Linked DNA regions of Homo sapiens: all the other regions are linked to region 1. A link is a loop called in an ENCODE intact Hi-C map of the cell type or tissue named here. Cell type or tissue: A673. All regions are shown on one strand. Region 1 has its middle 310 kb from the start of KAZN-AS1. Region 2 overlaps KAZN-AS1 (KAZN antisense RNA 1). Region 3 overlaps KAZN-AS1 (KAZN antisense RNA 1). Region 4 overlaps KAZN (kazrin, periplakin interacting protein).

The links. Peaks named below come from ENCODE experiments on the same cell type or tissue, not always from the same donor. Only the 100,000 strongest peaks of a DNase experiment are listed, where the experiment ranks them.
Region 2: it touches region 1 in a loop (2.2-fold over the local background); 3 of 110 quality-filtered maps call a loop at or near these places.
Region 3: it touches region 1 in a loop (2.6-fold over the local background); 5 of 110 quality-filtered maps call a loop at or near these places.
Region 4: it touches region 1 in a loop (6-fold over the local background); 11 of 110 quality-filtered maps call a loop at or near these places.

The regions. Positions count from the first base shown.
Region 1 is chr1:14,110,746-14,118,745 of GRCh38, reverse strand. It overlaps a transcript of KAZN not described here. Among named protein-coding and RNA genes, the nearest start is that of KAZN-AS1, 310 kb to the left of the region's middle. In A673, CTCF peaks have their summits at 4,728 (motif pointing left) and 7,423; DNase peaks (open chromatin) are centred at 2,605, 4,395 and 4,685; H3K27ac peaks cover 2,436 bases.
Region 2 is chr1:14,361,912-14,369,911 of GRCh38, reverse strand. All of the region lies in intron 3 of KAZN-AS1 (KAZN antisense RNA 1), which reads left to right. It also overlaps a transcript of KAZN not described here. Among named protein-coding and RNA genes, the nearest start is that of KAZN-AS1, 54 kb to the left of the region's middle. RefSeq lists a silencer at 7,252-7,452. In A673, CTCF peaks have their summits at 3,371, 5,392 and 5,595; a DNase peak (open chromatin) is centred at 3,381.
Region 3 is chr1:14,410,571-14,418,570 of GRCh38, reverse strand. The region is part of intron 1 of KAZN-AS1 (KAZN antisense RNA 1); the gene reads left to right. It also overlaps a transcript of KAZN not described here. Among named protein-coding and RNA genes, the nearest start is that of KAZN-AS1, 5.4 kb to the left of the region's middle. In A673, a CTCF peak has its summit at 3,013 (motif pointing right); no DNase peak of the experiment used is centred here.
Region 4 is chr1:15,023,649-15,031,648 of GRCh38, reverse strand. The region is part of intron 2 of KAZN (kazrin, periplakin interacting protein); the gene reads right to left. Among named protein-coding and RNA genes, the nearest start is that of TMEM51-AS1, 120 kb to the left of the region's middle. In A673, CTCF peaks have their summits at 3,766 and 3,970 (motif pointing right); a DNase peak (open chromatin) is centred at 3,968.

The DNA of each region.
Region 1 (8,000 bases):
GTAAAATGGGAAGATTCAACCAGATGAATTCTGAGATCTCCTCAGTGAACATCCTCATGATTCAACCAGATGAATTCTGAGATCTCTTCGGTGAACATCCTTGTGATGTTCTGTTTCAAAGAAAGGGTTTGTATCTGTGGTCAGCATGTAAGGCAAAAATTACCCCATTACATGGTTTCCATTGCCTATACAGTGCCCTGGCCTTGGGTTTTGTTTTTTCAGGAATGTACAGTAAATTTTATACACTTCAAAATTTGAGACTCACTGAGCAAGACAAAGAAAGAAGTAAAAGAGTTGGATGCAGGCTGGCATCCAGGTCTTCAAACCACCTTATCTTGAGAATAACTATCAAATCCCTGATGATGAAAAGGGGATGGGGGAAGAATGAATAACATGTTCCTGCTTGATGGTAGGGTTTGATCTATTTTGTTTTAAAAACCCTCTAGAGCCTTGGCCCCTACTGATAGATTTGTTTCTCTCTAAAAGGATTAAATAACATTTTATGTATAAGTAAAGTATTTAGCACAGAATCCAGAACCTGGTAGGTAAGAATACAAGTTGAATTTGAATCTAAATCTTGCCTTTTCACCATTCTTTGAGAAACTGCAAAGGAGAATGTGGTCACCTGTGAGCTGCCCTCCAAAGCTGGGTTTTCCCATGGTGACCCCACCATAGAGCTGCCCCATGCAACGCCCCGGTCTCAAGCCCCTGGACCATGGGATTAGGTTCCAGAGGCAGCAGAAGAGTGAGCAGTGCAACTGCAGCTGAGCTCACATGTGGGAAACCTTTCTGTAAATAGCAAAGGGTGCTCATCAATGATGAATCATTAACACCATCCACCTGACCAATGAAACCAGACTGGGCCTTCTCATTTGGGTAGTTCATGAGCTAACATTTCAGTCCTCACCATGAGCCAGGCAGTGGTCAGTGATTTACCTGCAACAAGAACCCCTTACAGTGTGAGGCACCCACCATCATCATCACCAGTCTTACTTACTAGGGGAGGATATAGAAGATCAGAGAGGCTAAGTGACATGGCCAGGCTCATCTCATCTCTAACTGGCAGATCTGGGATTCAGATCTGGGTTATGCCTGTCTTTAGAAGGGGCCCATCTTTCCTTTTACCTCCCCACCCCCTGATTTCAGACCTGCTGACCCAACCCCCAGTGTAATGGTATTTGGAGGTGGGGCCTTTGGGAGGTGTATTAGTCCACTTTCATGCTGCTGATAAAGACATACTTGAGACCAGGAAGAAAAAGAGGTTTTAATGAACTTACACTTCAGTGTAGCTGGGTAGGCCTCACAATCATGGCGGAAGGTGAAAGGCATGTCTCACATAGCAGCAGTCAACAGAAGAAGCTTGCGCAGGGAAATTCCCCTTTTTAAAATCATCAGTTCCCATGAGACTTATTCACTATCACAAGAAGAGCACGGGAAAGACCTGCCCCCATGATTCAATTACCTCCCACCAGATCCTTCCCACAATACATGAGAATTCAAGATGAGATTTGGATGGGGACACAGCCAAACCATATCATTCCACCTCGGCCCCTCCCAAATCTCATGTCCTCACATATCAAAACCAATCATGTCTTCCCAACAGTTCCCCAATGTCTTAACTCATTTCAAGCATTAACTAAAAATCCACAGTCCGAAGTCTCATCCAAGACAAGGCAAGTCCCTTGCACCTATGAGTCTGTAAAATCAAAAGCAAGTTAGTTACTTCCTACAGACAATCCAAGCATTGGGTAAATACAGCCATTACAAATGGGAGAAAATGGCCAGAACAAAGGGGCTACAGGCTCCATGCAAGTCCAAAATCCAGCAGGGCAGTCAAATCTGATAATTCCAAAATGATCTCCTTTGACTCCATGTCTCATATTCAGGTTACACTGATGAAAGAGGTAGGTTCTTATGGTCTTGGGCAGCTCCACCCCTGTTGCTTTGCAGGGTACAGCCTCCCTCCTGGCTGCTTTCACAGGCTGGCATTGAGTGTCTGCAGCTTTTCCAGGCACACGGTGGGAGCTGTCAGTGGATCTACCATTCTGGGGTCTGGAGGACAGTGGCCCTCTTCTCACAACTCCACTAAGCAGCATCCCAGTAGGGACTCCATGTGGGGGGCTCTGACCCCACATTTCCCTTCTGCACTGCCCTAGCAGAGGCTCTCTATGAAAACCCTGCCCCTGCAGCAAACTTCTGCCTGGACATCCAGGTGTTTCCATACATCCTCTGAAATCTAGGCAGAGGTTCCCAAACCTCAACTCTTGACTTCTGTGCACTGGCAGGCTCAACATCACATGGAAGTTGCCATGGCTTGAGGCTTGCACCCTCTGAAGCCAAGACCCAAGCTCTATGTTGGCCCCTGTCAGCCACGGCTGGAGCAGCTGGGATGGAGAATGCCAGATCCCTAGGCTGCACACAGCATGGGGACCCTGGGCCTGTTCCACAAAACCACTTTTTTCTCCTAGGCCTCTGGGCCTGTGATGGGAGAGACTGCCTTGAAGACCTCTGACATGCCCTGGAGACAATTTCCCCATTGTCTCAGGGATTAACAATTGGTTCCTTGTTACTTACGCAAATTTCTTAAGTCAGCTTGGATTTCTCCTCAGGAAATGGGATTTCCTTTTCTATTGCATTGTCAGGATGCAAATTTTTGAACTTTTATGCTCCGCTTCCTTTATAAAACTGAATGCCTTTAACAGCACTCAAGTCACATCTTGAATACTTTGCTACTTAGAAATTTATTCTTCCGGATACCCTAAATCATTTCTCTCAAGTTCAAAGTTACACAAATCTCTAGGGCAAGGGCAAAATGCTGCCAGACTCTTTGGTAAAACGTAACAAGACTCACCTTTGCTCTAGTTCCCAAGAAGGTCCTTATTTCCGTCTGAGACCACCTCAGCCTGGACTTTATTGTCCGTATCGCTATCAGCATTTTGGGCAAAGCTATTCAACAAGTCTCTAGGAAGTTCCAAATTTTCCACATTTTCCTGTCTTCTTCTGAGCCCTCCAAATTGTTCCAACCCCTGCCTGTTACTCAATTCCAAAGTCGCTTCCGCATTTTCGGGTATTTTTTCAGTGGCATCCCACTCCATTGGTACCAATTTACTATATTAATTCATTTTCATGCTGCTGATAAAGACATGCTTAGGACTGGGAAGTAAAAGGTTTTAATGGACTTACAGTTCCACATGGCTGAGGAGGCCTCACAATCATGGTGGAAGGTAAAAGGCACATCTCACATAGCAGCAAAGAGAAGAAGCTTGTGCAGGGAAAGTTCCCTTTTTGGAACCATTAGATCTCATAAGACTTATTCACTATCATGAGAACAGCACAGGAAAGACCTGCCCCCATGATTCAATTACCTCCCACTGGGTCCCTCCCACAACATGTGGGAATTCAAGATGAGATTTGGGTGGGGGCACAGCCAAACCATATCAGGAGGTAATTAGGGTTAGATGAGGTCATAAGGGTAAGTTCTTCATGATGTGATTTGTGGCTGCATAAGAAGTGAGAGACATTGTTGTATCTCTCTGCCATGTGAGGACACAGTGAGAAAGTGGCTGTCTGCAAGTCAGGAAGAGAGCCCTCACCAGGAAGTGAATCTGCAGGTACCTTGCTCTTGGACTTGCAGCCTCCAGCACTGTGGAAGATCAATGTCTGCTCTTTAACCCACTCAGTCTGTGGGACTTTGTTATGGCAGCCTGGGCTGACTAAGGCAGACATCAACAGAGCCAGCACAGGAGCAGTGGCTAAGAAGGTGGGGTTTGTACACAATAGACCTGGGTCAGAGACTGAGCACCTCCAAACACTAAGCAAGTGAACCAATTTACCCTCTCTGGGAAAATGTACCCTCTATGGTTGTAGTTGTGTCATTTATAAATGGGAACGGTAACAGCACCTGCCTTATGGAATCATTGTGGGGATGGAGTTAGAGGGCTCAGCATTTCTAGTATGCAGCAAGCTTGCAATGAATATTAGATTAGAAAATATACTGACACTGTGTCTAGAATGACAGTGTGTCATCACTTTTAGAGATCAAGGTATTGAAAGTTTCCATCTAATCAGTTTTCCAACCTGATATGTGAAAAGATAAATCTATCAAACCATTATCATTGTTAATGGTGAATGGGGGAATGCAGAAGGAAGGGAGGAAGAAGGAAGGGCTTTTCAAATACAGAGTGAAATGTGGGGCAGTCGGCCTGGATATGGAGGATATGGGGGGCATCGACGGTGGGGTGGGCAAAGAGAGGACACAATCTGGATGCCTGGAATAGGGGGCTCGAGAGAGTTCCAGGCTGGAGAGTAGAGTGTGGTTTCAAACACCTAAACCACTTCCTTCCTGATTCTGCAAATCGCCAGAGTCATATCCTGCCTCCCCAGGGATCCCCAGGGTTAAAAGAGAGCCATGGGGAGCATCAAAGTCCTGCCTCAAAAGTGCACTGATCCCCCCAATGCCGGCCCCCCACGCAGCAGCTGAAACATGACATATTCGGTCACCCACATGCACTTGTCTGTGTAGCCTGAAAATAATGGGGCCGTCTGCTGCTGTGGCCCTGAAGAACCAGGCACTGAATCGGTCCAGGGATGCTTCCCATGCAGCTCTGCCACCGCCATGGCTGGCCTGGGGCTCAGCGTTTCTAAAAGGCTGACTGCACCTCTTAAAAGCTGCACTGCAAGGCCTTGGAGGACTCATTGAGCTGTGAGAGAAGAGTGCCCTCCCCTGGACGTTTGCTGCCAGTTTGTGGCCTCCACCAAAACCACCACTGAGCTTTTCCCTTCCTACCCAAACAAGGGGGCAGACTCCAGGCAAACACCCCTTAATTTCAGACGGCCACACACAGGTCACTGGCCAGTAGATGCCCCACTGGCGTCTTTGCTCTACTGTTGTTCAAGAGTTTCCACCATGCAAAGCCCTTGGCATAAATAATGTCATTGAGTCTTCATGTAAATCCTCATAGAACAGGACAAGAAACTGAGTTCAGGAAGGCTCAATGGTTTTCCAAGGTCATGGAGCTTGGACAGAGCTCAGACACCCCAGCACCGTGGTCAGGAAGGAGCTAATACTCTGCAGTCAGAACACTTGGGTGCTTGTCCAGATCTTTCATTTCTTAGCTGTGCAATTTGGGGAAAGTGACTCAACCTCTTTAAGTGTCAGTTTCCTTTTCTGTAAAACAGGATAATCAACTCAAACATGGAAGTTTTTGGAAAAATACCAAGTACGTGGGAAGGACGTAATAAATGACGTCTCCGGTCACCTTCCTTCTCTTTCAGATCTCAGGGCCTGGGCTAATTGTACGCCTGCATTTTTCGGGGAAAGTGCTTTACTTGTCACGACCTATGTAAAGACAGAATTTGGAAAACTCAGCTGAGAATGTGGTGTGACGCTGGCTCTTCCCACCCAGTCATCCTTTCGCCACACATCACAAGGTTGGCAGGGTATTTGCCACTGAACATCTCTGTTCTCTGCCAGCCCCAACTCCCTAAGAGACAGGGATTGTATGGCTTTTATGCCAGAGAAAGAATCAAGAAATGAGTGACTTTACTGCTGTCACCTGACTTGCCCAGCCTTGAAATTGCATGGGGATCCCCAGTGCTGAGGAAGGGGTGGGCAGGAAGGAAGGAGCACCTCCTAGAGACAAATCTACACTGTAGAAATAAACAAGACTTTGGAGGGTGCACATTGAAAAAGTGAAGAAACTCCTCATCTCTAATGAGCAGGGGAATGATGTGTCACTTTAGACACTTGGGCAAAGTCTTTGCCCATCAAAGCCAGGGATGCAGTTAGTGACAGGCAAGACTGCCTTTCTTCCGCACAGCACTTTGAACTCTGCTGGGCTGAACAGTTATCTAGAGCTTTCTATGTGCTAGGCACAGGGCTGGAGGCTGGGATGCAGTAAAGAGTGTGGCAGCTTGGAAAAGGTCAAGAGACAAAACCAAGGCAAAGGGCATGGCAGGAACAAGAAGCACAGCCAGCCTAGTCATCAGTGCCAAGACTGCACTCTCTCATGCCTCCAATGTCTCTGACTTCTTCTACTACCAGCCAAGACAACTCCCTGCTTTGAAAGGACTCATGTGATTATACCAGGCCCATTCCATCCATCTCCCTTTTTCCATGTAAGGGAACATAATCATGGGAGTGACATCTTATCAGAGTCACAGTTTCCCCCTACACCGACACTGAATGGAGAAGTGATCATACAAGGGTGAGGGTCCCTGGGAGTGAGAGGAGAGTGTCTGCCATGCTCCCAACAAAGTTCTTTCTCCTAAAAGCCAGGACATCACTTCTTGGAATCAAGACTGTTGACAACCCACAGTGGCCAAAGAGGAGTGGGAGGGATGCAGGCAGCTCCTCACCCAAGTAACGGTGGTGGGTTTGTCCTCACTACCATATGGTCACACAGCATCCAGACTGAGCTAGCAGTGTTCTCAGTGCTGCAGATACACGAATGAACACACCAGATCAGGAGCTCACCTTCTAGCAGAGAGAGTCAGGAAGACAGCAAATAAGTGGGACTTTTTTAGAGAAGAAGAGGACAAAGGAGAAACCTCACTGGCTTGCCTGATGTGGACAGCCAGTAGGTAAGGTCAGACCCAGCCTTGGGTCAGAAGTCAGCAGTCAGATATGGCAAAGCTGCGGCAGACCCTCTAAGCCTGGAGGGTGGCAGTCTCAGGAATCCAGGCCAGAAGTTAGAATCTAGGCAAAGGGGCTGAGCGTGGTGGCTCACGTCTGTAATCACAGCATTTTGGGAGGCCGAGGTGGGTGGATCACTAGGTCAGGAGTTCAAGACCAGCCTGACCAATATGGTGAAAGCCCGTCTCTACTAAAAATACAAAAATTAGCCGGGCGTGGTGGTGCGCAGCTGTAGTCCCAGCTACTCAGGAGGCTGAGGCAGGAGAATCGCTTGAACCCAGGAAGCCGAGGTTGCAGTTAGCCAAGATCATGCCACTGCACTGCAGCCTGGGCGACAGAGCGAGACTCCACCTCAAAAAAAAAAAAAAAAAGAAAAGAATCTAGGCAAAGGGTTGGGGCATCAGGTGTGGAGTCCAGAGACAACGCAGGTGTGCAGGACTTTCAATGCCCCTGCTCTGTAAGGGCACAGACAGGGCTGGTGAGGAATCAGAGGCTCTTTTACAAGGTGCACATGCAACCCTCAAAAAGCACAGCTGGGAGAGAGACAGCCCTTTCGTATGAATGAGAAAAACGAACCATTTCCTTCAAGTGCAGCAATGCTGCCCCAGTCCTTTTGGACTCTGCTGGGCCTGACGTTAGTACTCAGTGCACAATTATCACCAGCTTTCTATGTGCCAAGCACAGGGCATATAGAGATCAGTAGTTCCTTCACTTTTCCAATGTGCAACCTCCAAAGTCTTACTGTTTATTTCTACAGTGTAGATCTGTCTCTAGGAGGCACTCTTTCCTTCCTGCCCACCCCTTGCTCAGCAGCCAGGATCCCCATGCAATTTCAAGCTTAGTGGATCGGCATATCCTGGACTGCAGCCCGCGTGTGTGCTGTGGCTAGGCGCCCTGATGCAGAGGCCCTGGGTGGAAACTCTATTTATCCTGCTGTCCCCCTATCTCTAGCATTTTGCCTAATGTCTGGCATAGCATAGACCCTCAATGGATGTCTGCTGTGTGGATGAATATTGATGAATCCTCCACCTCCTTCAGGACATTGATGTACTTCCACTGAAGGCAGGAGTCATCCAGGGCCATTTTAACCCCCACATCATTTCCCATGCTATCTAGAGCAATGCTGTCCAGCAGAAATATAATGCAAATTGTGTATGCAATTTAAAAGTTTCTAGTAATCTCATTAAAAAGTAAAAAACACACACAAACAAAAGTTAAAATTAATTGTAATATATATTTTATTTAGCACAGCCAAAACATCGTCATTGTCATCTTAACATGTAGTCAATATAAAAAGATATTAATGAGATATTTTACGTGTCTTTTTTTTCCCTGTACTAAGCCTGAAACCTAGGGTGTATTTTAC
Region 2 (8,000 bases), 250 kb before region 1:
ATTTAGCTATTACATTGATAGTGACTTAGACTAAGCACCATCATGAAAACACAAATTACTGTAACAATGGCTTGCTTCTTTGAGATTTACATGTTTTTAGTGGAATGCATACCTGAAAGCAGTTCCAGATTCCCCTACAGGTGCATGGGGACGTTGGGCTTACTTTGCATAACTGGCACAAGGGCTGTGGTCAGGTTTATTTCCTTTGGATCCTTGCTCAGCTTTCCTCTTTGCTAAATACCTTCCTCGAGAGATGTGCTGTGTCTTTGTTAAACAAGGCTGCCCTTAAAGGGCAATTCATCATTCGCAACCCATCATGGCCTTGCAGGAGACAAGGTCCCGTCCAGTCTGCCCTTTCCCCATTTTTTCTTCCTTCTAAATGCCCCTCTTCCCTTTTACCATTCTCCAGATGGAGAAGCCGCTTCACAAATCTTGGCTAGCACATTTCAAGGCTCCTTCTTTGAAGCGGACTAGCTTCAGCTCCACAGATTTCTCCACAGATTTCTCGTGGAGGCTGCATTTTAAACAATAGGCTCATGCACATCCTTTAAGGTAAATACAGTCGTGCAAGCACTTGGATAGTGTTAAAGTTAATGACCTGGCATTGAGCGAGGAAACTGAAGAGCGAACGATACATTTTTGACATTTCTGCCACCCAGACAGCAGTGGCTGCTTTGCTCTCACACACACACACAAAATCGAGAACATTTCTCCTGAGAGGAAATGTTCTGATTCAGGATCTCTTATTTTGCATTTAGAAATGTGTCTCCATCTGATTCTTTCCTGAGGCTACGCTGCAGAAACACATCTTGGTGTAAGACACCTTCCATCTCTAGCAGTTGCTAGTGAGCTAATGAAAGTCAATACTATTTATTCAACTCCCGGGAAGCCCAGCGCTCCCTATTAGCCACTGTTTGAAATGTGGACCAAAGAAAGGTGACCCGGATAAGATCAGGACCAGAAATGGTCCTGCCTGACACAGGTACTATTAATATACTTGGAGAGAACTACCTAACACGGGCACCGTTAATGTACTTGGAGAAAAAAAAAGCCAGTACCTCTCTACCTGGCCATCCCTTAATCCTCTTTTATGATGGATTGTTTAACAAGTAAAGGGCTGTAAATTGAGTGAGTTGCTTTAGACACTATAAAAATCGATTGTTGAAAGTTGAAGCGAAGCCTTCTCTTTCTTCAGTTTGGGTGCATGGTCGTAGTCCAGGCCAAGAACTCCAAGGAGCCAACAGCCTGAGGTAGGATTGAGCCAGAGGCTTAGGAGGGAGGAGGCATCACAGGTGACACCCATCTATGTAAATTACCCAGATCCCCACATTCTGCATCTGAGCTATCAAGAAAGCTGTTTCTCTAGGTCCCATGGGTTGTTAGCAGGCTTCAGTTATGTGTAAATTGTGAAAGCTGATTGTACGGTTGGCAAAATGGTCAGAGACCTAGAAGCTTTGTTGATGACCACATCATGGGAGTGCCTAATGGATGGATCATTCATAAACACTCTGACAACAAACACGAAGTGAAAATGCACTTCTAGGTAAACAGCTGCTTGCATCTGAGTGATGCACAAAGCTAAAATCCGGCTCTCAGGGATGCATCCCGTCTGTAAACACTGGGGTCACTGCTGCCTTCCAAAGACAACACTGCTTTACAGAGCCACACAGAGATGCCACATGGTGGTTGAGAAGCCAAGCTTGTCCCTGCTCCTGTTTTCTTTCCTTGCACCGTATACCCTCATAGCAGTCAACAAACACATTGAATGCCCCTAGATAATGTTATGTGTTGTATCTGCACGTACAGATAGAAAAATCCATCAGGCAGATCTTCACAGTAGACCTGGTTGGCAAACCCCACGTTCGCAAGTAAGGAAACCCTAGCTTGGGGGTGAAACCAAGATGTGAACTTAGATTTCAAGCTCTCGCTATCCCACTTTCTCCTTTCAGGCTTCTTACATTTTTACGTAGCCTGGTTCATTTTGAAAGATATAAAGGGGTCAAGGTTCAGATACAATCAAACTGAAAAGTCTCCAAGGATCTGAGAGAAGGCAGCACTTAGGGACTACATTGAAAATGGAAGCACAGGTGAGTGTGCATGTTTAGGGGGCAGGAGTCTCCCTGGACTCCCCTGCTTGCCTCCTGCCATCAAATCACGCAACACCGCTGGACAACATTGTGTTTGCACTAAGCTGGTCTAGGGCTCAGCTTTTGATTGGTAGGCATGGCAGCCAAGAAGAGAAGGGGTGGGGTGATGTTGACATGGTTACTGATTCAGCCCAGGCTCTGCAGTCCGATGGCCAGAGAAACGACAAGGGTGACCAGTAGGCTGGAGGCAAGGGCTCCACCCTCAAGCCTGGGACCATGGTCCAAAGTGAGAACTTACACCCCTATTTTCCTGCTCAAATGTTGCCTTTTCCAAAACCACCCATGGCCCAGCCCGCCCCCCATCCTGTCCCCATAAAAACCCCAGGCTCCATCAGAGAGAAGAGGAGAAGCAGCTGGACGTTGGAGGCTACAGTTGGACATTGGAGAGAAGTAGCTTGCCTTCAGAGGGACAGCTTGACAGTGCGACCTCAGAGAAGAGTCTGGCTGCAGGTAGCCGGACTTCAGGGGAAGAATACCTTCTCGCTCCATCTCCCTTCCAGCTTCCTTTCCCGCTGAGAGCCTTTTTCTTTTTTTGGAGACAAGAGTCTTGCTCTGTCACCTCGGCTGGAGTGCAGTGGTGTGATCTTAGTTCACTGCAACCTCCGCCTCCTGTGTTCAAGCAGTTCTCCTGCCTCAGCCTCCCAAGTAGCTGGGATTACAGGCGCGTGCCACCACGCCTCGCTAATTTTTGTATTTTAGTAGAGACAGGGTTTCACCATGTTGGCCAGGCTAGTCTTGAACTCCTGACCTCGTGATCTGCCTGCCTCGGCCTCCCAGAGTGCTGGGATTACAGGCATGAGCCACTGTGCCCGGCTAGCCATTTTCATTGGCAATAAGATCCTCTGCATTCACTGCCCTTCCATTCGTTTGTGAGACCTGATTTTTCCTGGATGCTGAACAAGAGCTTGGGTACCAGGGGTGCAGATGCAAAAGGCTGTCACACTGACCATCTGCCCTTGCTGGTGGAAAGCAGCCACCTCATGTGAAAAGGCAGAGAGTCTACTGAGCTGTTAACACTTAAGCCATCCGTGGATGGCAGAGCTCAAAGAGCACTGTAACACATGCCTTCTGGGGCTTCATTGATGGTGGGCACCCCTCTAAATGCTGGTGCGGCGTTTCTTCCCGCTGGCACACAAAAGTGCTCGCCCACGGCTCCTGCACCCGCTCACACTTGTGTGTTCCCTCCCACAAGGGGTTAAGTGCAGCAAGTTTGAGTGAATGGAGTCTGCCCCTGCTGGCGCCGAAGCAGCTGGCTAGCTCCAGTGCCCGCCCTCCAGTTCCCGCCAGTGAAGGGCTTAGGAAAGATATCCTGCTTCACAGCTATGATACTTTTCTTGAAAATCTTCCAAGTTTCCTATATACAGAGAAAGACTGACCATTTAATTGCCCGGGAAACTTGTCACCCCTTGCACTGTCCCAGCAAGATTTGAACTGGTCACCCTGAATAGCCAACAGCTTCAATGAAGATGAGCTACGACATTTCAGTTTTCATTTGTACGTTCAGAGGGTTCCATAAGAGCCATAGACAAAAATAAACCACACTTAACTGCCAAACCATTTCCACAGACTTTTATGAATATCTTCTCTGCTAACTTTCCACTGTAAAGGATTATGTTTAGATCTTTAGTTTTTAAATGGGAACAGCTGCAATGGACTACCAGACAGCTTTAATGAACAGATGTGTATTTCTGGAGAAATCGATTTTCCTTTTTATTATGTCACCAGATTTGCTGTATTTCCAAGCAATTTACATTTTAGGCTATGACTCGTGTATGAACTAACAATAATAACTGTGGCCTCCAGGTAGGGAAATCTATCTCATCAGAAAGATCTGCTGGGCAAGGCGAAATTTTGAGTCGTTATTATTAGCAATATGCCATAAGAGGAATATCTATCTACACTTTATGACCTAACTGCTGTATTAGCCACTTCTGCAGTCCCACTGGAGGAAGTCTTTTTGTTTTGAGTTAGTCTAGAAAGTATTATTTTTTAACCCGGAGGTTCTTAACTGAGGCAATTTGGCTCCTCAAGGGATATTTGGTAATGTCTGAAGACGTTTGTGATTGTTATGACTGGGGAAAGGTGCTCCTGGCATCTAGTGAGTAGAGGCTGGGGACGCTGCTAAACATCCTGCAATGCACAGGACAGTCCCCACCACAAGGAATTACCTGCCACAAATTTCAGTAGTGCCGAGGTTGCAAAACTTTGCAGTTATGAGTTGAATTGCATTACCCAAAAAGATAATGTTGACGTTTTAACCCCCAGGGTCTCAGTGTATGACGTTATTTGGAAATAGAATCATTGCAGATGTAATTAATTAAGATGAGGTCATGCTGGAGTAGGGTGGGCCCTTAATCCAACACAGCTGGTGACCTTGAAAGACCCCCCCCCCCCCCACCCCGGGGGGAGGGGGTGGGCGCCGGGGCGCGGTGGCTCACACCTGTAATCCCAGCACTTTAGGAGGCCGAGGCGGGCGGATCATGAGGTCAGGAGATTGAGACCATCCTGGCTAACATGGTGAAAACCCGTCTCTACTAAAAATACAAAAACAAAATTAGCCAGGCATGGTGGCGGGCACTTGTAGTACCAGCTACTCGGGAGGCTGAGGCGGGAGAATGGCTTGAACCCGGGAGGCGGAGTTTGCAGTGAGCCGAGATGGTGCCACTGCACTCCAGTCTGGGCAACAGAGTGAGACTCCGTCACAAAAAAAAAAAAGAGAGGGGGCCGGGCATGGTGGCTCATGCCTACAATTCCAGCACTTTGGGACGTCAAGGTGGGAAGATCACTTAAGGCCAGGAGTTCAAGACCATCCTGGCCAACATAGTCAGAACCTCTCTCTAAAACAAACAAACAAAACAAAACAAAAAAACAGAGGAAGGATGAAGTGAAGACACACACAGGGAGAATGCCATGCAAGACAGAGGCAGAGATTGACGTGATGCGGCCACAAGCCAAGGAACACCAGGAGCTGAAAGAGACAAGGAACAATTCTTCCCTAGAAGCTTCAGATGAAGCATGTCCCTGACGACAACTTGTCTTTCACCTTCTGGCCTCCAGAACTCAGAGAGAATGAATTTCTGTTGTTTTAAGTCACCCAGTTTGTGGTACATTATTATAGCAGCCCCAGGAAATAAATATATATCCCTTAGGCAAATAAAATTTTTTTTCTTAGAATGATGGTGGTCATGTTTTTCTAGGGAAATTTGCTGTTTCCTCTTTATGGATCCCTTTCCTATATACTGTTATGCTAAATAACTCTATTAGGCCAGCATCATTATTCCCATTTTAGAGATGAATAATAACAGTAGTGAACATTTGTTCAGAAATGTATTGTGTGTGCCAGTGCTCATGCTGCATGCTTCACAAACATTATCCCATTCGATCGTTGTAGTGGCTCTAGGAGGCAGCGGCTATAATTACCCCCATTTTGCAGTGGAAGAAACTGAGGCATAGATTAGTAAATCGTGTTCCCCTTAGTTCCACAAGTGGCAGGTAGAGGGAGTTTTAACCCAGTGACTCTGGCTCCTGAGCCCTTACTCTTAACTGCATGCTTTCCAGCTCTGATGCATCAGCGGCAGAAGGACCCAAAAGGTACATGTGCAACCAGTTAGTGCCGGGGGCATGACCTCCATGATCCTGTCAACAACACATCTCTAATGAAAAGGGCCTTAACACAACGCAGTTCCTAAACCACATCCCACATGAAAACGGTACTGAGGCAAAAGAAAAGTAAGAAACATTGTAAGAAACATTACCTGCTATATCTCTCTCTTCCAAATTAAAAAAAAAAAAAAAAATATTGTGAGTAAAGGCTCTGATAAGGCATGCATTTACCAAAAAATACATACACACATACACGCAAAATACACAACCGTTTATGGTGTTTAATCCAGTGGTTCCCCAAATTATTTGACCGTAGAAACCCTTTTTTGTAGGACACTACTAATATCTAGAGCAGGGGGTAACAAACTTCTTCTGTAAAGGACCAGGAAGTATTTTTGGCTTTGCAGGACACATATGGTCACTGTCTCTTGTTCTTTCTTTCTACAACCCTTTAAAAATGTTAAAGCCATCTTTTGCTTTAAGATCATAAAAAACCCAGCTGCTGGCTGGATTTGGCCCATAGGTTAAAGTTTCCTGACCCCTCTAAAGGGACAGAGTTGGAAACATGAATGGAAGGTAACTTTTGATGTATTATTTTTCACTAAGACAGTGCTGAGAAAACCTGTTTCAGAAATCCAGGAACAGAAAACCAAAATTCTGTTCATTACTTCTGTGTTCCTCCCATGTAACAAATGAGAAACTATGAAGTCTGAGCAGCCCATTGTTTGGGGTTGTGTTTCCTTGATTAGAGGGAAAATGAGTCACGGCCAGAGGGTGGGTGGGTGTGAGCCTAGCTACACTCCGTCTGGGCTGGCTGCACCTACTAGGCCCTTAGAACATCCTTCCGACTGTGAGGTGGGAGACGGAGATGTTTAAACATCATCTTGACATTTTGCAGATGATTTTCTGTCTACCAGGCTAAAGTGGATGCCTTCCAGGAGTAGTTTATAGAGATTTCAGCTATTTCAGAGTCCCCAACTGCCAACCTTAGCAAGATGATGAGGACTTTTATGGGCACTGAATTGGATTTCGTTTAAAAAATGCAACCATGGCTCCCTGGAGTGAAGCTCTGGAGCCTTCTAGAGCCAGAGAGCCAGTTCTTGAAGGTCTATATTTAAGGCAGCTGCTTCTTCATAGGAGGAGAAATGAGGTGAGATACAGCATGGGCTAGGAGACAGGATCCAAAGTTCTGTGCTGCCTTTGCCATCATGCCATTGGGGGACCTCATGGAGGCTGAGCCCCCTTCCTGCCTCAGTTTCTCTATATGTAAAATCACTCCAAAGGATGAAATAGAGACAAATATATATATTGGCAGGGTAGTGAATGAGAAAGAATATACCCCTTGGAGTCAAATAGGTCTGAGTTTGAATCCTAGATTTGCTATTTTCTTGCTGTGGGAACTTTGGCAAATATGATGTAGCCTCTTAGAAGCTTGGTTTCCTCACCTAAGAAATAGGGATACTAATTCTGATCTTAAAGTGTTGATGGGGGAATTAAGCTACACAGTCTTTATAAAGAGCCTGGAGCAATGCCTGTGTGTAATAGGGCCAGAGTATCTTAGCCTTCTAGCTGCTCTGGCAGTGAGACAGTCTCTTAAGCAGCCCTGTGATTCCTACCTCCTGGCATTCATCCTCATGTCTGATCCCCTGCCTTTGAGCATAGGCAGGACCTGTGGCTTGCTACTAACAAAATATAGTGAAGGTGTTGAAATGTTACTTCCATGATTGTGTCACATAAGATTGCAATGTTTGTCAGGCTAAGAGTCTCTCTCTTATTGGCTTTGAAAAAGCAAGTTGCCACACTGTGAGTTGCTTATGAAGAAGGCCGTATCACAAAAACTGAGGACAGACTCTCGTCAACAGCCAGCAACTGAGGCCTTTTGTCCAAGAACATGCAAGAAACTGAATGCTGCTAACAACTATGTTAACTTAGAAGTGAGTCCTTTCCCAATCAAGCCTTCAGATGAGACCCCAGCCCAAGTTGACATCTTGAATGCTGCCTTGAAGAGTGCCTGGACAGCAGACCCACAGAGACGGTGGAATAATAAATGTGAGTTGTTATAAGTCAGTAAGTTTATGGTAATATTGTCATGCAGCAATAGCTAACTAATACACTGGCTTTTGGGCAGTTTCTGAAATGTGCCATTGACCCCCTGGCTACAGGACCTTTCCTTGTTCCCATATTTGCCTTAACTTTTCCTTCTCATTATGAGGATCTCAGGCCAATAGTCTCTTCCTCAAAAAAGCCTTT
Region 3 (8,000 bases), 300 kb before region 1:
ATGGTGATAAATTCTGACTGGTTCCTAATTTTCAATATTCTTTTCCTTGCACCAAGAACAAAATCACTTCCCACCCGAAAACTTACAACATAGAGGTAGAATGTTATTTCCATTGGTTACATGCTGACAGTAATAATAAAAGTAGTGGCCACTGTTTCCTGAGTGCTTCCTATGTGCCAGGCACAGTGCAAACTACTTTATGCATATTATCTCCTTTACTGATCACAGCAAGCCGGCATGGCTTGAGACTTTCCTGGGGAGGAAATGGACACTCAGAGAGGTTAGATAGCCTGCCAGGGTCATATAGTTAGGAACTTGTGGAGTTAAAAATCTGAACTCAGATCTTCCTGAATTTGAGCTCCTAATATCTCATCAACACTACCTTTAGTAAGATCTAAGGTTCTTATTCTTAGAAATTCTTGCCTCCATTGGACCCACAGGATATGCCGTGGTTCCACTGGTAACTCTGTATGGATCATCTCCTGGGAGGGGACATGTCTAGAGATGGCAAATCTTTCGATGTAGGTTTTTTTTTTTTTTTTTTTTTTTTTTTTTTTTTTTTTTTTTTTTTTTTTTTGAGGCAGTCTCACTCTGTCGCCCAGCCTGGAGTGCAGTGGTGTGATTTCTGCTCACTGCATGCTCTGCTTCCCGGGTTCACGCCATTCTCCTGCCTCGGCCTACCGAGTAGCTGGGACTACAGGCGCCTGCCACCACGCCCGGCTAATTTTTTCTATTTTTAGTAGGGATGGGGTTTCACCATGTTAGCCAGGATGGTCTTGATCTCCTGACCTCGGAATCTGCCTGCTTTGGCCTCCCAAAGTCCTGGGATAACAGGGGTGAGCCACCACACCCGGCCCGATGTAGGTTTCTTGTGGTTTAATTTCAGATGACAGTCTTTTTCTGATGGCCCCAAAGACCAAGGCTGTTCTTTCCTAGGGTCTCCTTGTACAGCCTGTGCGTACAGTAGCCACCTGTTTCTCTGGTTTGACTCCAACCAGCCAGGAGGGGCCAATATCCCAGTCTCACTTCAGTGATTGTCATTTGAGCTGATGTGTTTCATTGACTCCATGGCACTGGACAAATACATTGTAGACTGAGCAGCTGAAATTGGTTTCCTTATAGGCTTCTTAGTTCACCTTTCTGTGAAGGTGAAGTCAAATTAAGTATCTTTCCTTCCAAATCAGCCGCCAGAGAAATGGCGAAGAACCTCACTGTAACACTTTTGCTCTCGATAACAATTGGGTTCACTCAGTAGCCTGGTGCAATGGATTTAGCGTTTTAAAAATTGCCCTTCTTAATGGTGAAGTGTGATTTCATCAATGGAATAATAACATGCAGAAAGTACCTAGGATTATTGTTTTTCTTTGTTTTTTCCTTTTTTTTTTTTTATTTTGAGACAGAGTCTGGCTCTGTTGCCCAGGTGCAATCTTGGGTCACTGCAACCTCTCCCTCCCAGGTTCGAGCTATTCTCCCACCTCAGCCTCCTGAGTAGCTGGGACCACAGGCACATGCCACTACACCTGGTTAACGTGTGTGTGTGTGTGTGTGTGTGTGTGTGTACATATATATACATACACACATATATATACACATATATACATATGTATACACACATACACATATACACGCTCACACACATATATAGGCAGAATAGGGTTTCGTTATGTTGCCCAGGCTGGTCTTAAACTCCTGATCTCAAGTGATCTTCCTGCCTCAGCCTCCTAAAGTGCTGGAATTACAAGCATGGGCCACCACCACATGCAGCTGGGTTTTTTTTCCCTTTTTGCTTATATATAATAAAATTAAAATTTTAAGCAATTATTTTTTTTTCTTTGAGACAGAGTCTTGTTCTGTCACCCAGGCTGGAGTGCAGTGGCGTGATCTCAGCTCACTGCAACCTCTGTCTCCTGGGTTCAAGCAATTCTCCTGCCTTAGGCTCCTGAGTAGCTGGGATTACAGGTGCCCACCACCATGCCCGGCTAATTTTTGTAGTTTTATTAGAGATGGGCTTTCACCATGTTGACCAGGCTTGTCTTGAACGCCTGACCTCAGGTGATCTGCCTGCCTTGGCCTATCAAAGTGCTAGAATTATAGGCATGAGCCACTGCATCCAGCCACCAACTCATTTTTTATATTACTATCAAGGCAAATGTTCTCTAATTTACTGCTGAAATGTCACTTTGCAGAAACCCAACTGTTACTTGATTCTGTATCAAGAAGTCACTCTCTAGTGACATTCCGTAATATTTTATACCCAAACAATCCATCAGTGCCAAGTCCTGTTCTGTAGACATGTCTAGAATGTGAATGCATATAAATGATGGTCCCCTAGAGTTAGATGTAAGGTGACACATAATCAGGGGGTGCTTAGCTCCTAATTCTGTCCAGGGAATCCCTGAATGAGGCACTGCTGCAAATGCTACTACAGCCCCAGAGCCAAAAAAATTGCAGCTGCCCATTGCTCCTCGGAATTTCACTTAAGTTCATGAAGCAGGAGAGCAGTGCCTTTTTTCTGCAAACTCTTCAGCAGCCCATTTTTGCCTCCGCCCCTCAGCTGCATTTTCCATCTCCTGCATGTGGTGTCTCCCCATTCACCTGACTACAGCCCCTGGAGTTTGTCTTTTTTCTCATCCCTTTGCCAGACTGAAAGTGACATCATGGAGGTGCTGGGTGGCCATGCTTGGGAAGCACGCCTTCTGCTTTCAAGTACATTTTTTCCAGAAGCTGATCCAAGACAACAACACAAGCACAAGGGGTTCTTTGGGGGAAGCGGGGCTAATACTGGTAGGGAAGTAGGGAAGGGAGTCAGGGAAGGGAAGGGAAGGCAAAATGTCCTACTTACTACTACACCTGCTGCCATGGGTTGCTGAATGCCATAGGAAACTGCACAACACAGCACAAGCCTCTGCATGATCCCAGTCCAGAGGCGAGGGAGCTGGGGTATTCACATACTCATTCTTAACGGCCACTGGTTGATGGCTGCATTCCTTAGCAGGTCTGGTCTACCACCTGGGGGCAGCACAGACTTCAGTGGGTGGGGGTCGAGGACTGGGGAAGAACCCTCAGCCCAGTCATGAGACACTGTTTGTTGGAAATCAGCTGGAGCACCCAAAAAGGTCCACAGAATAGGGACAGGACAGTGGCCCCATCTATCATACCTGTTACATCTGAGACAGCAAATTTACCCAAACCCTCAATTTTACCTCCAAAATATATAATGGTTCTGTCTACTTCTCCATCTTCAACCTCTTCCCTAATCCTAGTGAGCCTAATCTACATATTGTCCGGATTAATACTACAGCCTCTGGATTGTATTTACTTTTACTAATTAAAAAAATATTTTATAATGAAATATTTCAGGCAGACAAGGAAAATAATGAGAATAATGTAGCTGACACTAGATCCATCATCGACCTTGCTACATTTCAACACGATGTCTAATTGCTTTACTTACTTGCTTAATAGGATTAAAGTTTTGTAGATACAATTGAAGCTCCCTCTGTGTTCCTTTTTTGTATGTATGTACGTACGTATTTATTTATTTTGAGATGCAGTCTCACTGTATCGCCCAGGCTGGAGTGCAGTGGTGTGATCTTGGCTCACTACAACTTCTACCTCCTGGGTTCAAGCAATTCTCTTGTCTCAGCCTCCCAAGTAGCTGGGGCTACAGGTGTGCACCACCATACCTGGCTAACTTTTGTATTTTTTAGTAGAGACGGGGTTTCACCATATTGGTTAGGCTGGTCTCGAACTCCTGACCTCAGGTGATCCATCATCCTCGGCCTCCCAAAATGCTGGGATTACAGGAGTGAGCCACTGCTCCTGGCCTCTGTGTTCCTTCTTGATCTTATTCTCCTCCAACTCTCCCAGAGGGATTGATGTTTATCATCCCTATGTATGGTTTTCTATTTTTGCTACATACGTATAACACACACACACATACACACACACACACACGGTATGTGCATGCAAGATTGTTTTACATTTCTTCAAACTTACTACATTGGCATCATGCTGAATAAATCATTCTGAAACTTATTTTTTGCTAAGCATTATGTTTCTACAGTTTCATCCATGTTGATGCATGTGGTCCTGGTTCAATCATTTTAACTGTTGTATGACATTATGTGAGTACACTACAAGTTACTCATTTATTTTTTGGTTAGTGGATTCTTGGCTCCTTCCTCTCCCCCACCACTATAAAAGGTTTTTTTTTTTTTTTTTTTCCTATGACAAATAGTGCTGCAGTAAATACTCTTTGGCTTTACCAGTTACTTTGGGAACTCGTGGGAGTCTTTTCCGTATATTCTTAGAAATGGAAATGCTGAAAACTAGAACATGAACATCTCTAGTGTTACTAAATATTGCCAAATTCCGCTGTAAATTAAACCATGCTCTTCCATGGACAGGGTGTAAGAATTCCTATGTCTCTACATCCTCACCAACTCTTGATGTTGTCATTTTTAATTTTTGCCCATCTAGTGCAAAGCATGTTATGGGCCTTGGACATTTCTCCACCTTGGCTTCCTGCCTGTAGCATCTGGGGAGAAGGTTCCTGCCAGGCATGATCGGAATGAAAAGATCTCCTTGTTTTACTTTGCACTTCCCTGATTACTAATGAGGTCAAACATTTTTTATATGCTTAGAAGCCATTCGTATTTTGTCTTTTGTGACCTTTCAATGTATACCCTTTACCTTCCATTTTATTGAGTCATGTTCTCACTGAATTGTGGATATAACTTTTGTATATTCCAGATGCTAATTTTTAAAATGTATCTAGTCTCACTCTGTGATTTGCATTTTACTTTGTTTGCAGTAGCTTTTGTTTTCTAGATGATTTTAATTTTAATGTCTTCAGATTACCATATTTTCTTTGTCATTTGTGTTTCCAAAAGCAATTCTCTACCAAGAGGTCATAAAGGTAGTCTTCCTATATTTTCTCTTAAATGCGTTTTTTTTTTTTTTTTTTTTTTTTTTCTTTTGAGACGGAGTTTCACACTGTTGCCCAGGCTGGAGTGCAGTGGCGCGATCTCGGCTCACTGCAAGCTCCGCCTCCGGTTTCACGCCATTCTCCTGCCTCAGCCTCCCGAGTAACTGGGACTACAGGCACCCGCCACCACGCCCGGCTAATTTTTTGTATTTTTAGTAGAGAGGGGGTTTCACTGTGTTAGCCAGGATGGTCTCGATCTCCTGACCTCGTGATCCGCCCGCCTCAGCCTCTCAAAGTGCTGGGATTACAGGCGTGAGCCACAGTGCCTGGCCAAATGCATTTTAAAGGTTTCTCTCTTTCTGTATTGAGGTAAAGGTCTAATTTAATTATTTTCCGTATGGAAAAATGGCAACCCCAGTACTACTTATTGTCAGTCCATCTTTTTCTCACTAATTTATGATGTCACCTCTATCTAATAGATATCTAATCTCTATCTAGTAGGTATCTAATCTACTATCATAGATTAAGTTCATATATATGTAATATATTATATATAAACAAATGGATCAATGACCCAAAGTAGAATGCTCAGATTTAATCCTATGTAATATATAAATACAAATAACTTATTATATATATTTATATATGTGTTTTTATATTTTATATATTTATACATTTTATATATTTATGTATTATATATAGGATTAAATCTGAGCATCCTATTTCAGTCAGTTGATTTATTTCTGAGTCCATATCACAGTGTCTTCATGACTACAATTTTATGATATCTTGATATCCAGGCAGAAAATCCCCTCCCCATATTGTTCTTTTTAAAAATTATTTTGTGTCTTTGCTTTTGCATATATAACTTCCATGAAAAATTATTTTATTATAATTCTATTCTTGATAAAAATTATATTAACTTTATAGACTGGTTTAGGGGGATTTTCATTTTATAATATTGATTCTTTTCACTAATGAACAGGAGCTATCACCCAGCCCTTCCTTTCTCTAGATTTTTTCCTCTTCTTTTATGTATTTTAATAAAGTTTCATACATTTCTCCATAAAAGTTTATTCCTAGACACCTTTAAGTTTTTATTGCTAGTGCATATAGTATCTTTTTAGAACTACTTGCTAATTTTTTTAGCTAATGTATACAATTGATTTTTGTATACTTGAGCTTGTTCTCAGCAAAACTGCTGAGTTCTCAGTTTTATCAGTTTGTATGTCAATTCTTTGAGTTTTCTATGCAGATAACTTTGTAAGTAGTGAAAGTTTGGGGTTTTTTCTCCTAATTCTTCTATATGTGAGTACTTTTATTTTGGTTGTTCTTATAAAAGCATAGAGCATATAGATCTTGTTTACTCATTAGAGCTTCTGTGTTTTAAACAGTGGGATTCATTTGTTTACATTTTTATGATACTTGATATACTTAGATTTATGCCCTGATGCATTGAGGTTTATTTTGCCCATCTTAATTTGCACTTGCTGTTTGTCACGTCTTTTCTTTGTACACTTTCCTCCTCTTTCCTATGACCCCCTGAGAATGAACATCAAGTTACAGGAAAGAGAAATAAAAATAAATCTACAATTAGGCACACTCCAGTGAAACGGGAGAATGCCGAATACAGAAAAACAACCTTGAAAGCAACCAGAAGAAGTACAGGGGGCAATGACCAGAATGACAGTCTGTCATTTCAAATTTCTCTAATTGTGTCTATTTTACTTTATACAATTTAAAATTAATCAGTACCTCTGCTTCTGAATACAAAGACCAGAACTTTTTAACTCATAGACTTTCTTTTTATGTTACGTGTTATTACTGTCTGGTATTTTCATTTCACCTTTTTTATGGTTCCAGCTCACATTTGATGCTTGATTTTCTGTTGAATCACATGTTTTTTTCATTTCATTACTTAATATTTCTTCCTGTACCTCACTGTGTCTTTCTGGGTTTTAGTCCTTCTTTCTGAAGTGCATGTAACTTTTAGAAGCAGCTCTTTCAGCAAGCTTCTATTAATGGGAAATTTAGTCTTGCCAGGGGAGCGCGGTGGCTCACGCCTGTAATCCCAGCACTTTGGGAGGCCAAGGCAGGCAGGCAGATCATTTGAGGTAAGGAGTTCAAGACCAGCCTGGCCAACATGGCAAAACCCCATCTCTATTAAAAAATACAAAAATTAGCTGGGTGTGATGGTGCATGCCTGTAATTACAGCTACTCGGGAGGTTGAGGCAGGGGAACTGCTTGAACTAGGGAGACGGAGGTTACACTGAGCTGTGATCACGCCACTGCACTCCAGCCTGGGTGACAGAGCGAGACTCGGTCTCAAAAAGAAATTCGGCCTTGCCTGCCTGAAAATGACTTCATTTTATCCTCACTCTTGAATGATAATTTGTTTCTGTAAGCAATTTAAAGATATTATCCATTGTCTTCTGGGCTACATTAAAGTTTTGAAAAACATACTGTCATTCTGGTCATTGCCCTCTGTACCTTTTCCGGTTGCTTTCAAGGTCATTCTTCTGTATTTGGCATTCTCCCGTTTCACTGGAGTGTGCCTAGTTGTAGATTTATTTTAATTTATCTTTCCTGTAACTTGATGTTCATTCTCAATCTATCCATATATGTTGTGTTCGTTTCCTAGGGATGCTGAAACAAATCACCAGAAACTTGGCGGCTTAAACAACAGAAATTTATTCTCTTCCAGTTCTGGAGGCCAGAAGTCCACAATCAGTGTCCTGGGGTTAATATCAAGATGTTGGCAGGGCCATGTGCTCCCTCCGGAGGCTCTGGAGGAGAATCCATGCCTGGCCTCTTTCGGGTTCTGGTGGCCGCTGGCATCTTTTGGTTATTGGCCACACCACTCTCATCTCCAAGGCCAGCATCTTCAAATCTCTCCAGGGTTCTCTTTCACATTGCCCTTCTCTTCTGTGTGTGTCTGTATGAAATCTCCCCTACTTCCCTCTCATAAGGACAGTTCTGATTGTATTCAGGGCCTGCCTGGGTAATCCAGGATATGAATTCCATCTCAAGATCATTAACTTTTTCACATCTGTGAAGGTCCTTTTTCCT
Region 4 (8,000 bases), 910 kb before region 1:
CTGGGTGACAGAGCAAGATCCAGTCTCTAAAACCAAACCAAAGCAAACCAACACAACACAACACAACACAACACAACACAACACAACACAACACACCCTGAGTAGCTGCCTGGAAGCAGCATGACTTCTGTCCCCTCCAGACTCTCCTTCCCCACAGCGCTGGCTCCTTGGTGCACGGAACAGACTCAGGGCAGCCTCTGACTGCAGGGTGGGCTCCACGGCCTTTGCCCAGACCCCTAGCACTCCGTCCTTTTCCTGGAGAGAATACCAAGGAGGGGTTTCTGAGGCTAACCCCTCTCCACAGCCTCCTTGTGTCTGGAGTTGTGGAGGTGGTGGTGGGGGTTAGGGAGGCAAAGCAACTCTATGACTCTGGAAACTTCCAGCCTGACAAGGCCAGAGTGGTCATTTGTTTAAAATCACGCAGCCATGTCTGACCCCAAAGTCGACACCCGACCCTATGTTCTGCTGCCTCCACATTGAAGCTCCCTAAACCTGGAGGGTCCCCAGCCCCAAGGCTAGCTGAGGGCAGAATATGGGATGGCAATGACTGTGCCATCCCATCTTGTCCTGAACGTCCAATCCTGCAGACTCAGCCTGTGTACATGAGAGAGCTGGAGACACCAGGTATGGCCTAAGGACTGAGGGATCTGAGCTCCTGGCCCAGTGTCCAACATAAGCTCCCCAGGTGGAAGGCAGGCCAGCTGGGCCATGTCACCACGGGGAGGAGGCCCACGCAGTGGGGACCCCAGGTCTCAGGCAGCTGTTTAAATTCCAGCTTTGAGCTTCCTGGCTCCCACAGCTGGATCTGTCCTCTCCTGCCTGGCTTGGCTGAGCAGCAGCTTAGGTCACCAGGGCCGGAATTCCAGGCCTGCTGGGCTGGAACCTTAAAGGGCTGGGATGGTAGAGTCCATGGAAAGAGGACTCTTCTGCTTCACTCCTGCCAGGCAGCGGGTGGGCCCTGCAGGCCTCAGGCAGTGGGTGGGAGGCCCCGGCACAGCTAGGCTAGTTTTGTGCCCTGCCCCCTAACATGATGCGACCACATTGCTGGTGAACCTCATATTAAGATGACCCAACATCTAAAGATGTATGACCAGGCGCGGTGGCTCAGGCCTGTAATCCCAGCACTTTGAGAGGCGAGCGGAGCACTCGAGGTCAGGAGTTCGAGACCAGCCTGGCCAACATGTGAAACCCCGTCTCTACTAAAAATACAAAAATTAGCCGGGCGTGGTGGCGTGTGCCTGTAGTCTCAGCTACTCCAGAGGCTGAGGCACAAGAATCGCTTGAACCCTGGAGGCAGAGGTTGCAGCGAGCCGAGATTGCACCACTGTACTCCCACCTGGGAGACAGAGTGAGACTCTGTCTCAAAAAATAAAGTAATACATAAAAATCAAAATAAAAATAAAGATGCATCCCGGTCAGAAGGCTCCTTAAGGAAGAGCCGGGGCCCCGCTGTCGCTGATGAATGGGAAATTTCCATTTGCACATGCGCATGGGATCCTGGCCGCCCTCCTAGGAGAGGCAGGTGCATGGGTGAGTATTTTTATCATCCCATCTCACAGAGGGGGAAACGAAGACCACACAGCTGGTTAATGGCACAGCTGGGGTGGAATGGGTACCTGACTCAGTTTCAGGCTGGTTTCATGCTGGCGGGCTGGAGAGTAGCAGGAGAGCACTGCTGAGCTTGGGGAGTGGCTCCTGGAGGGCAGGGGCGCTGACCCCAGCCATGCTATCACTGTGGCTTCCTGGAGCCTCACTGGGCCCTCCTGCTCCGGTGGAAAGAAGCTGCTACTCAGCAGGTCGCATGGGCTCCCTGGGGGATTTACACCGCTGCCCTCTGGTTGGCAGGGAAATCATGCCTCTGCTTTCTGGTTGGAAATGAATGACCCCTGCCCGCCTAGGCTCTGAATTGCCTCCTACATTACCCACATCTCCATGAGAACCAAACTCCAGACTCTGCTCTTGGCAGTTGGAGACCTTGGGAGGGGAACCCCCCCAGCACCTCAACATGGCATTCCCAGGCCTTTCCTCTCACAAATGGCCTTTGTGGGGGTGCAGTGCAGCCTCTTGTGGCTTCTGTGGGTCTCCCTGCTGCTCCATCCTTGTTATCATTTATCCGGCAGTCCAAGGGGTGTGTGTACGTGTGCCTGGCTTTGCGTGTGCAACGTGTGGGCTGCCTCCATGGTGGGGTGCAGGCTATGCCTCCTGCATCTAACCTGGGGCTCTCTGAGAGCAAGAGCTGAGCCTGTGCCTTTAGATTATTCGCTTCTGCCTAAGAGGGGACCTGCGGCTCTCCCCAAATAGTTCAATTAAGCACCTACTGTACGCCAGGCTTGCTGCTGTGAGGACAGGAGTGAGCCAGACGTGGTTCCTGCCTTGTGGGAGGCTGACGCTCTCATAGAGGAGACAAACTCACACCTATGGCTGGCACTGGCACCATCCACCCTCCTCCTCACCATGATGCTCCAATTCTGTTTGGTGGGGAATGTGTCCACCTAAAATGTTCAATTTCCCAAGCTCCCTTGCAGCTACAAGCGGCAGGTGTCACAGTTCTGGCCATTAAGATGCACACAGATGCCCACTGGGAAATCTAGTTTTCTTTATAAGCCCTTTTTTGAGCACAAGGATGGAAGATATGAGCTAAGAATGGGGAGGAGAAAGAAAAACAGAAGAGGCCAGGGTCCCCGATGGTACCACCCAGCCGGGGATGCCTTACAGCAGGAGAATAACAAACCCCAATATTTTGGGGGTTTATTGTTACATGCAGCCCAGCACATTCCTAACAGACACACCAGGGCAGGCTGTGAGTCATGCTGCTACCCTCTCCCATGAGGCTTCACTTCATGGTTCTTTTCCACGGGCGCTCCTCGCTCTGCCCACCTCTGGGCTGGACTCTGCCAGGCTAATGACCAAGACAACACAAAAACTGAATCTTTAGGAATGAATGCCAGGTGAAGAACAACTACAAATAACACAAAGGTGCCACAAGTTCTGTCGTGTACACAAGGAGGCGACATCCAGTTTGCACATGGCAGGTGCTGCAACTCTACACAAACAAGGAGGCTGGTGCGATGGGCCCCCAAGAAATAATTTAAAATCTACACACAGCTATGAAAATGATGCAATGGAACTCTTCCTTTCTTCCTCATAGCTCTGCTTTTTTCTCTCCTTCAAAACCTGTTCCCTAAATGCTCCTAATGCAAGATGAGCTGCCAGCCTGCAAGGCATGGCTGTGTTTCTCTGGGACTGGCCTCCTGACTCAGCTCCTAGCTCCCCAGCGCTCTGCATGACTTCCCAATCATCTGGCCTCACCCACGCGGGTCCTATTCCAGCAGCCAAGCCACTGGAACCACTGCCATGGTGACTGGTGATGTCACGCCCAGCAGGCCCTGCAGGATCATGGAATGAGACCAGCCCGCTCCTGGGAATGTGGGGACTCTGGAGGTGGGAGGGAGGGTGTGTGGGAGGCACTTATTTTTCCAACTCAGAGGTGGCCACATGCATGCCTGAGACCAGGGTGTAACCAGGGGCCCAGCTGTGGCCCCACGATGATGGCACGTCTCTGAGCTGGGCCCTCCCAGGCGAAAGACCGAGACAACACAAAAGCTGAATCTTTAGGAATGAATGCCCAGTGGAGACAAACTAAAAACGACACAAAGGAGCCTCTGGGCTCTGTCGGGTACACAATGAGGTGACATTCAGTTTGTCCTCAAGCTCCCACCACAGACCTTTCTTCCTTCTCTGGCTTCGGATGCCACAGCCCCTAACCCAGATGTGGGACAGGACGGAGCGAGACTCCGTCTCAAACAAACAAACAAACAAACAACCACTGTGGGCCCAATCCTGGATGTCGCAAGGTCAGGAGCTCTTGTAAAAATTTCCAGCCTGGGTGTACCCTGGACAAACATGCGCTCAGAGGTGAGGAGGGAGGAATCGGTCCACGTCAGACGATCCCAGCTGCTGCCAGCAGGGGGCCCCCCTTTCTTTTCCATGCAATGTTCCTGACCCATGGAACCTTCAGGAACTACATTCTGCGAAATGAGGGGTGGGCAGGTAAGGGCCAGAAAGCCTGGCAAACCAATCTGGCAAACTTGAACTTCTAATAAACACCCATCAGAATGTGAGGCTCTCGGAGTTCTTCTAGCTCAGCTTCCCTTTACAGATGGGGAAACTGAGGCCCAGAGACGAGGCAAGAATGCCCAATGCACAGAGAGTCAGCTGAGGTCTCCCAACTCTTAGGCCAAGGCAGCTGAGTTAGAAGCACTGGCTTGGGGCCGGGAGCGGTGGCTCACGCCTGTCATCCCAGCATTTTGGGAGGCCGAGGCGGGCAGATAACGAGGTAAGGAGAACCAGACCATCCTGGCTAACATGGTGAAACCCCGTCTCTACTAAAATTACAAAAAATTAGCCGGGAGTGGTGCGGGCGCCTGTAGTCCCAGCTACTGGGGAGGCTGAGGCAGGAGAATGGCGTGAACCCGGGAGGCGGAGCTTGCAGTGAGCCGAGATCGCGCCACTGCACTCCAGCCTGGGCGACAGAGCGAGACTCTGTCTCAAAAAAAAAAAAAAAAAAAAAAAAAAAAAGAAGCACTGGCTTGGGAATCTGCCTAAGTTTGATTAAGCCTCAGTTTCCTCATCTGTAGACGGCAGCTGACAGTACAGTCAACCTTGGTATTGTGTGGCATTGGTTCCAGGAGCTCCCCCAAATACCAAAATCCACCGATGCTCAAGTCCCCGATGAAACATAGTATTTGCAAATTATCTACACACGTCCTCCCGTGTACTGTAAATCATCTCTAAATTACCTATAATACTTTATACAATGTAGATGCTATGTAAGTAGTTGTTACACTGCATTGTTTAGAGAAAAATGATAAGAAATATGTCTTGTGCATATTCAGTACAGGCACAACTATCCATTTTTTTTTTTTCCAAATTATTTTCGATCCTTGGTTGGTTGAATTCATCGATGTGGAACCCATGGATCCAGAGGGCTGAATCATTTCTGCCATAGGGACAAGCTATCTGGTCTTGAGTGACTGTGGGGTGCTGACCTTGAGCATTTTGGGAGACGAGAACCTCAGAAAGACACAGCTTCAGAGTTGGGGGTGGGGGTCCCAGGTTCTGGTGCTGCTTTTTTCCCCCGCTCTAAGCCTCGGTTTTCCCCCAGCATAATGAGGGTGTTGGAGTCTGTGAGCTTCCTTTTAGCTTCTGAAATCCCAACAGACCTCACCTTTGTCACTTGCTCCTTAGCAGCTGCGGGGCCTGAGACCCCACATGCAACTTCTCTGAGCTTCCCTATCCCCAGCTGTTAAGCTGTGCATGATCGTCTCCACCTGGCAAGGCTCTATGTGACAGGACCCAGGACAGAGCTCAGCTGCATACAGCAGGTGCTCAGTGTTAACCTCTCTTCCTATCTTCCAGCTCCCCGTGGCTCCCAGGCCTGAGCTCAGGCTCTAGGAGGCCCCAGAAAATACAGGCTGACTTGAGCAATAGGCAGGTTTCCAAGTAAAGAGCCCCGGGGAAGAGACCCAGGTCAGGGAGAAGGAAAGGGCCAGTCGAGGGCAGCAAGTTCAAGGCCACAAATTTATGGTCCTGGGATGGGCGGACAGCAGTTTATTTGTTTTTTTTTCCGTTTCAAAGATGAGTAAGGTGAGTTCGGAAGAGGTTAAAGTTTAACCTGCTTTATAAAGGTTAATCAGGTTCTCGTCACATCAGGTGGTGCTCAGGTCTTGAACTCCTGACCTCAAGTGATCCGCCCGCCTTGGCCTCCCAAAGTGCTGGGATTACAGGCCTGAGCCACTGCGCCCAGTCTGCTCCCCACAATGTTAATTTCCTTTATCTTCTCACCACGAGGTGAAGTGGGTTGACCGGCTCGCGCAGCCAACAAGTGGCTGACCTGGAACTTGATCCCAGAACTTTGTCGCTCAGGCCCATGATCTTTCCAGATGACCCATAGACTCTCTCTCCAAGTGCACCCTGGAAAGTTAGTCAGCATGACCCTTCCAACCTCCTGCCTGGGGCAGGAAAGGCAAATATCTGGAATAGCTTCTTATTTTCCAGTAACACGCCAGGGAAGACACGACTAATCAACTAGGCTCCCTAGGAAGCTGGGTTGATTAGGGATGTCTGCCATGGCACGGGAGGGAAACAGGGCAGGTTTGCCAGCTCTGCCCCTGACAGGGAGGCAGATGCCAGTAGTGCCTGATCAGGGCTGGCATGTTTGAGAACTATTCTGGTCAGCGCTGTGCCAATTACCAGCATACTCCATGGAACCAAGGGCAATTCTACTTAACCAAAAAAGTGAGAACCAATTTTCTCAACTGGTAGAAAATGAGTCTATTCACACCAGTGAGATGGTGGCAAAAAAACTCCAAACAGCATGCTTAAGGGTGAAAGAGCAGACTTTATTTCCCTCACCTGGGCCAAAGGTAAGTGAAGGATTAATGAGTTTACTTATTTTCATGTCCACTCCCAACCTGTGATATTAAGTTCCTGGAGGGCAGGGACCTGGTCTGTCCTGTTCACTGCTGTATCCTCCACAACGACAGCAGTGCCTGGCACATAGTAAGTGCTCAGGAAATAGTGACTTTCAAATGAATGACTGAATTAGGTGGACAGCCCCAGGGACAGCAGGATCCTGTGCCATGAGGGCAGAGGACATCTTGTTTTTCTTTGCCTGTCCCCTCTTGCCCTCCCTGGGAGGGACAGGCCATGCTGATTTCCCTGTGCCTCCTGACAGAACCCTGAGCATCAGTCCTGGTGATCTCGGAGCTGGCCACGGCATGGCTGAAGTTCTTATTAAGCTGCCTTGGGCTTGGTGAACTGTGTCCACATCCCAGCCAGGAATGAGAAGACTCAAGTGGACCAAAGTTTCTGCTAATCCAGAGTGCTCAAATTTTAAGGTGCCCAGGGCTGGGGAAAGACCCCAGACATTGTGCTTCCCACAGAGGTGAGACCCCAGGTCCAGGAGTGTGAGGGTCACTTCCCCTACCAGGCTCTCCCGCTATTAGCCTGGCTGCTGCTGTGCCTTCCCTCCGCTGGAAACTGAGGCCTCCCCTTTTCTACAAGAGGCTCCTCGGACCATCTGAGTTCTTTGCACTTGGCATGTGCCCTCTATTGAATTTTTCTCAGCATCATTGGAACATGCAATTCTCTCTCACATCTTTCACAGAAAACCTTCATTTGATCCCATGTCCCTCTCCAGCTCTCATTCCATTTCTCTTCTTCCTTTTGGAACAAAAATGTTCAAAAGGGTTGACCGTATCACCGTCTCCATTTCCTTCCCACCATCCTCTCTGGGACCGGCTCTGGCTTTTCCATGCCGGTCGCCAACGACCTCTGAGTGTGAATCCACATTCTCCATCTGATGAGCTCTGCCTCCAGCAGGCGATGCAGGTGATGACAAGTCTTCGCTTGACCTCCAGGGCCCGTGTTCCTGGTTTCCTCTCATTTCTGCCTGCTCCGTTTTGGACTCTGTTCCCTTCTGACCTCTGGGCATTGGTGGCTTCAGTCCAACCACAGGCTTCAGCCTGGACCTCATCCCTGAACTCCAGACCCAGAGCCCAGAGCATCCACACCTCTGCTTGAACCTCTAAAAGCAACTCAAACCTAACACATCCAAGATAGTCCCTGACCAGTCCCCAAGAATCTGCTCTTCTCAGTGCCCTCAAACTCAGTTCACAGTGGCCTTAGCCTTCCTGTTGCTCTGGCCTTAAACTCTGGAATCTTCCTTGACCACCCCCCCAAACTTTTCTCATACTCCACCCCCAATTAATCAGCCGACCACGCCAGCTCTGCCTTCAACATGGCACCAGGACCTGGGCCCTTTTTACCACTCCTCAGTCACTACCCTGCTCACCCACCCGGGCTGTGTCCCCACCCCCACCCCCATATCTGGGTCACACGGTAGTCTCCTAACTGGTTTTCCAACCCTTCAGTAGATATCAATCCTGCCATGGAGCTGTCCCCTTAAAAGGCAGCTCAGACCATGTCACTTCTCTGCT